2 separate regions of the Homo sapiens genome follow, and region 1 is linked to region 2. A link is an interaction called in ENCODE POLR2A ChIA-PET data of the cell type or tissue named here. Cell type or tissue: B cell. All regions are shown on one strand. Links, peaks and the distances in the headings refer to the core of each region. The heading gives the core; the rest is flanking DNA.

The links. Peaks named below come from ENCODE experiments on the same cell type or tissue, not always from the same donor. Only the 100,000 strongest peaks of a DNase experiment are listed, where the experiment ranks them.
Region 1: POLR2A ChIA-PET joins it to region 2 with 11 read pairs; 2 of 35 experiments call an interaction of 5 or more read pairs at or near these places.

Annotation. Positions count from the first base shown.
Region 1 is chr3:187,825,298-187,828,213 of GRCh38, reverse strand. No RefSeq gene overlaps it. Among named protein-coding and RNA genes, the nearest start is that of BCL6, 81 kb to the right of the region's middle. In B cell, for the core only: no CTCF peak of the experiment used is centred there; no DNase peak of the experiment used is centred there.
Region 2 is chr3:187,941,579-187,944,494 of GRCh38, reverse strand. No RefSeq gene overlaps it. Among named protein-coding and RNA genes, the nearest start is that of LINC01991, 33 kb to the left of the region's middle. In B cell, for the core only: no CTCF peak of the experiment used is centred there; a DNase peak (open chromatin) is centred at 1,614.

The DNA of each region.
Region 1 (2,916 bases), core at 167-2,666, 120 kb after region 2:
TCATTTTGCACCTGATGATCCTCGAGGTAGAAAGTCTTATCCCAACTCAGTCAGTCAAAAAAGGGCCTGGATTAGGACTCCAGTTTCCTGACATTCAGCTCAGTTGCTTTAAAGAGCTCAGGCAATTACTTCCTGTTGACCAGGTCTGACAAAAGAAAAAACAAAATAAAATAAATAAGTAACGTGATCAGGCGTAAGACTATCAGGTGCAAAGATCTCAGGGCTTGGCTGTAGAGCACTGGGACTGCTGGTGGCCATGGTACCAGAATTGCTCCTCCCAGCTCACCACAGCCAATGGCATTCCCCTCCTCTGGTCCACTTTCAGTGAGGTCATGTTGGCAGCTTGACATTGGCTGTGGTGGGAAATTAGCAAATACCACAAGAGGGGAGATCTCCATCCTCTCAAGAGCTGGTAATTAAACATTTTCCAGCACACCAGTGGCTTAGGGGTATGCAGTCCTGTCTACCAAGTCCTGAAATAGACCTTCTTGTGGAATATGAGATGTTCAGGGGCCAGGTGCAGTGGCTTGCACCTGTAATCCCAGAACTTTGGGAGGCTGAGGTGGGCAGATCATTTGAGCCCAGGAGTTCGAGACCAGCCTGGTCAACATGGTGAAACCCCATCTCTGCTAAAAAAAACAAAAATTACCTGGGCGTGGTGGCATACACCTGTAGTCCCAGCTACTTGGGTGGCTGAGGTACGAGAATCACTTGAACCCAGGAGACGGGGGTTGCAGTGAGCCACTGCACTCTAGCCTGGGCAACAGAGCAAGACAGCCTTAAATTAATTAATTAATTAATTTAATTAAAGAGATTCAGGGACTAGTCATGATGAATCACTCAAGGAGAACTTTGGAATGGTCTCATCCATAAATGACAGACTATAATGCCTAAAAATCTCTCTGATAAGGTATATGGGCCAAGCAGCTGGGTAGAAGAAAATAGAGAATGGTGAGGAATGTGGTGAAGCATGACTGTCTCTTAATTTGCTAGGGCCGCCATAACAAAGTATCACAGACTGGGTGGCTTAATTTAGTGTCTTACAGATCTGGACACTAGAAGCCCAAGATCAAGGTGTTGGCAGGAATCCTTCTGAGGGCTGGGAAGAACGCAGCTGCTCTACATCCCTCTCCTAGGCTTGTAGATGATGATCTTCATGTTCACACGGTGTTCTCCCTGTGAGCCTACCCGTTTCCGTGTTCCAATTTCCCCCTTTTATAAGGACATCAGTCATATTCGATTAGGTCCCACCCTAATGACCTCATTTTAACTTGATCAGCTGTGTATACTCCCCATCTCCAAATAAGGTCATATTCTGAGGTACAAGAGGTTTGGCCTTCCACATATGAATTTTTCAGGGACACAATTCAATCCATAACATACGGCAGGATGAAAAGAAATCTGAGGGTCAGATCCGACCTACCAGCTGCCGTGATGTAGTCTACTCACAAATTTTATAGGTACGGAAACTAAAACTCTCAAAGAGAAGCAAGTGGCTCTCCAAAGGTAGTGGGCCGAGAAAGGTGGAGACAGGCCTTCTGATTCCCAGGCCAGGGCCTCTCTATGCCACTTTTGGTCTCCCCTGATTTGGAGGACGATTTCACCAGCTGGTGCATCACCTCAACACCCTGGAAGAGTCTGTAAGCAGCCAGAGGGCCAGGATGTGTCTGCCCATCTACAGACTCCTCCGAGCTGGCAGCATGGGTAAAACATATAGAAGATGTTCAAAAATCCCATGTTGAATTTCATCAAACTCACTGATTTGTCCTTAGTAGCGGTTCTGAGCGCTCCTGGGCTCAAGGTTACTTTCTGGTCCCTGCACCATAGGTTGCTTTAAGGCCTTTATTTTTTCTGGTAGTCCTTTTTTTTTTTTTTTTTTTTTTCACTACAGACTGACAAAGTGGAGATAGAGAAGACCAGCATTAGAACTCCAGGGTTCACCCACTCTTCTTGATAGTAATTGAGACAGCAAGTCAGATCATTTGTTTCAATTCCCAGACCTACTAGATCTATCATATACCAGCAGTTTGATACCATACTAACCCCCTCTGAGTCTCGTATTCTTATCTGAAAATTGGGGCTAATAATACTTAGCTTACTCAACAACTCGTTCATTTGTTCATTCAATCAATATTGTGGGAACTGCTCTGCATGCTGGGCTCATAACAGTGAAAAAGCAACATAGTCCCTTTCTCTTGCCCTTCAATATGAGAAACAGACTACAGTCTATTGTTCTATTCTGTGATAATACATCATAGAAAACTACTGGCTGCTGGGGAAACAGGAGCAGGATAATCTAGGTGAACTTGGGCACAGGCTGAATCCTAAAGGGGAAGGGCCATCCAGGTGAAGGGTGGAGTGGGAAGGAGCAAGTATTGTCAAGGGAGCAGAAGGGGTCCACAGAAATGTGCTGGGCATAGGGATTCGCATGCCCAAAGATCTAGATGACAAAGAGTATGGTGGTGAAGATTAATGAGATAATGAGATATGTATCACATCATGCCTGGCACTAGAACATGCTCGGCAAATGCCTCTTGCCCTTTTCTTTTAACAATATACCTATAGATTTTATTTCTCATCTCCAAGACCAGAAATGTCAGCATAAAATGGAAAAATATACATTAGTAATATGACTGTAAAATTATTGAAATCCATGTGCTTATTTATGATATTCTCAACAAGGCATATTTATTCATTGGAAAGGCGTGCATTTTATTTTTCAGATACATGAAAGAAAAGTATTGTAAATATATTTATGCATGTGTATTTTTTTTTTGCATGAAACAACTACTCTTCCTTGCCCATGAAAGGAAGAGTAGTTACTACCATCTGACTTCAGATTTTCATTGAATACAAATGTTATTGTTTGTTTTATAGGCTTTCATTATCTTCACACACCTTTCAATCTTTGATCCC
Region 2 (2,916 bases), core at 93-2,592:
GTCTGAGCATGCAGTGCTGCAACCCAGGCAAACGACTCACTCTTCTCGTCCTGTACTTTTCCATCTCCAGCCTTTGCTAGTGTGTTTCTCCCTCTGCTTAATTCTCCTACCCTGCAAGTAGAAATCCAACCTCACTCTTTCAGGCCCACTTCAAATGCCACCTCCCCTGTGAAGTCTTTCCTAATCCTACCCTCTTCTTTCCTTCCCAGAGGAATGACCCCTCCCCCCTCAGGAGTGTATAGAACACTCGATTACTTGGCCTGCCCTTTAAGGGTTCCTATTGCCATCTACCTGGTATTTTAACTATTTCTGTGCATGTCCTATCTCCCCTACCAGACGGGGATCACCTTGCAGTCAGGAAAGGGATCACTTTCGAATTTGCATCCCTCAAAGTCTTGGCTGCTGTTTAGTTATCTGAAGAATTAATAAAGACATGAATGAAGAGTACTTGTTGGGACAGGAAAGAGAAAAGCTCTAGCATCTTAGCTTAAAACTCAAATTAAACTGGTGATGCAATTTGAGACACGTGTTGAGTGAAACGCAAATAAATATGTTCAAAGAAAGCTGGATCAGAAAGAAAAGAGCCTGGCAAGGGAGTGCAACCCAGGGGACCAAGAAAATAGGTATGAGGGAGAGGGAGACAGTAATGTTTGTTTTATGCTTGGTAACAGGAGAAGTCAACAGAAGCTGGAAGAAGCATTTTAGGGTGGGACTGAATGAATCACAGAGCTTCTATTTAACCCTTATATAGCCCCATATGTCTTCCCCAGTGTAGAAGCCGTAGGAAAGAAAAGTGTCTGCAGTATTAGTCGGCATCAAGAGTTATGATTACCTTTAGTCAGGCCAGTGAATAATTTTAACATGGGCACGGTATGATCCATGCCACTGAATGTTCACAGCCTACTTGGAAAAGACGACATGGTTCCAAGCAACCATGACAAAGTATATATTCAAATGTGCCTTCAGAATGTATAGAACACTTGCTATGGGACAGTGGAAGAGCCCACCAGTAATTCCAAATAGGAGAAGGTGGAAGCAAGCACGATGAGGGAGACTTTATGGAAAACATGATTTAGAAGCAGAGGCTTCAAGAATGGGCCCAACTTTCACCAGTCTCCGGGAGTGGTCCGTGAGAAGGAGTCACAGTACAATTCAAGCTAGAAAGGTTGCCGAGGAAGGCAAGCCTGATGGGCAGGGACAGAAGGGACTATAATGCCCAGTTGGGCAGCAATGCCAGCTCACCTTTTGGAACACTTGTGGGTATTGACCGACCTGTGTTTATGCACTAGAATGAGAAAGCTCACACTGTTTTGTGTGTGTGGTGAGTAGGAAAGGTAAGCAAAACTAGAAATTACAAAAAGCCTACTGAACAATGGAAAGCAATTCTCCCTCATCTGAACTCAGTTCCACCTGTGCAGGCGGAGTGCAGACGGTGAGTCCCTAAGGCAGGCCAGTGTTGGAAAGGGAGGCTTATCTTGGTCATTCATTGTCCCTTGGCTTAGGGAAAGTGAAGGCTAAAAGTAATGTGAGGAATGAGGGACTTTTCACTTTCAGCAGATCTTGTATATTTATTGCCTCATCTGCATAGGTAAATCAGAGTGGTCAGCAGTGCAGGGTGAGGCAGCGGTTAGCTGTGCAGCTGCATGAGGAGGCTCCAGCAGCGGCAGGGCGGGGAGTCCCCAAAGCCGCTTTTGGGACCCAGTGCCTGCGCCGTCTAGAGCTAGGTGGAAGAGAAGCGGGAAGGACAGAGGAAAGGGAAAGAGAGGCTGTGGCAGAGAGGAAAGGGCTCCTAGGTGTCATTTAGGACAATCCCTCTATTTTACACTTGGGAAAGCTGAAGTCAAGAGGTCCTTGTCCACAGTTACAGGGTCCTCAAGAATTAGTGTACGTCCTATCCCTTTGCACAACTGTGGTGGAGGAGAGGGATGGGAAAGGTAGACAACTAAAAGTGAAGAGTCCATGGGTCCTCCACAAGATATGCTGGCACGCCCTCCTAACCCGCTGTTCCCTGACGGTCAGCTTCTGTCTCTTACTTACTTACGTTTCAAATCAGTGTTCTCCAGGGCCACAGGACCTTTGGGGGAAATATGTTTTCCATCAGAAAGACATTCCTGATATCCATGAAATTTGCAAGCTTTCTTTGTAGTTATTGTTGTTTATTTTTGTTTTCCAGTTGAATGGAATCCTTTTAAATCTCTTTAATATTGCTTATGTGGGAAAATCATTCACGGTCACTTATGATTTCTGAAGGCTTTGGATGGCTAAAAAACTGATGAGCATTAAGAAATGTATGCTTGCTCCACAAATTTTACTTTACATTTTTGAAAGGATTAAACTGGATTTTATTTTCGGTTTTTAAGGTGGTTAAGCTGAGAGGCAGCTATGCTCTGTTGGGAAGAGCACTGACCTTGACCTCAGAAAACCTGTGCTCAAATGCTAGCTCTGCTATTATTGTTTGTTTGTTTTACTTTGGTCAAGTCCATTGATCTCTCTGAGCGTTAATTTCCTAATCTTTAAAATGGGGGTATTAACCTCTCCCTCATTAATTTGCTTATTTAAATTTATTTAACAGATAGTTAATGAGCTTCTATTAAGTGTCAGGTGATGTTCTTGAGACTGAGATAAAATTATAAACAAGACAGCTGAAATCCCTGCTTTCCCAGAGCTTTTAATAGAGATTAAAGGGGATAAGATGTATTGAAGAGTTTAGCACGGTACCTAGCATGGAGTAGCTGCTTAATACATTCTAACAGGGGAACTCTTGGAACACTGAGTCCCGAGACAGCTGTTTCAGTCTTAGCTGTGACATTGACTAGCTGGAATCTCTAGACACATAAATACTTTCCAGTACTTCCCCTGGGCTAGTGTGGCCTTCTTCCACATAAATGCTGGGGATCATTATTCATATAGGGTTTC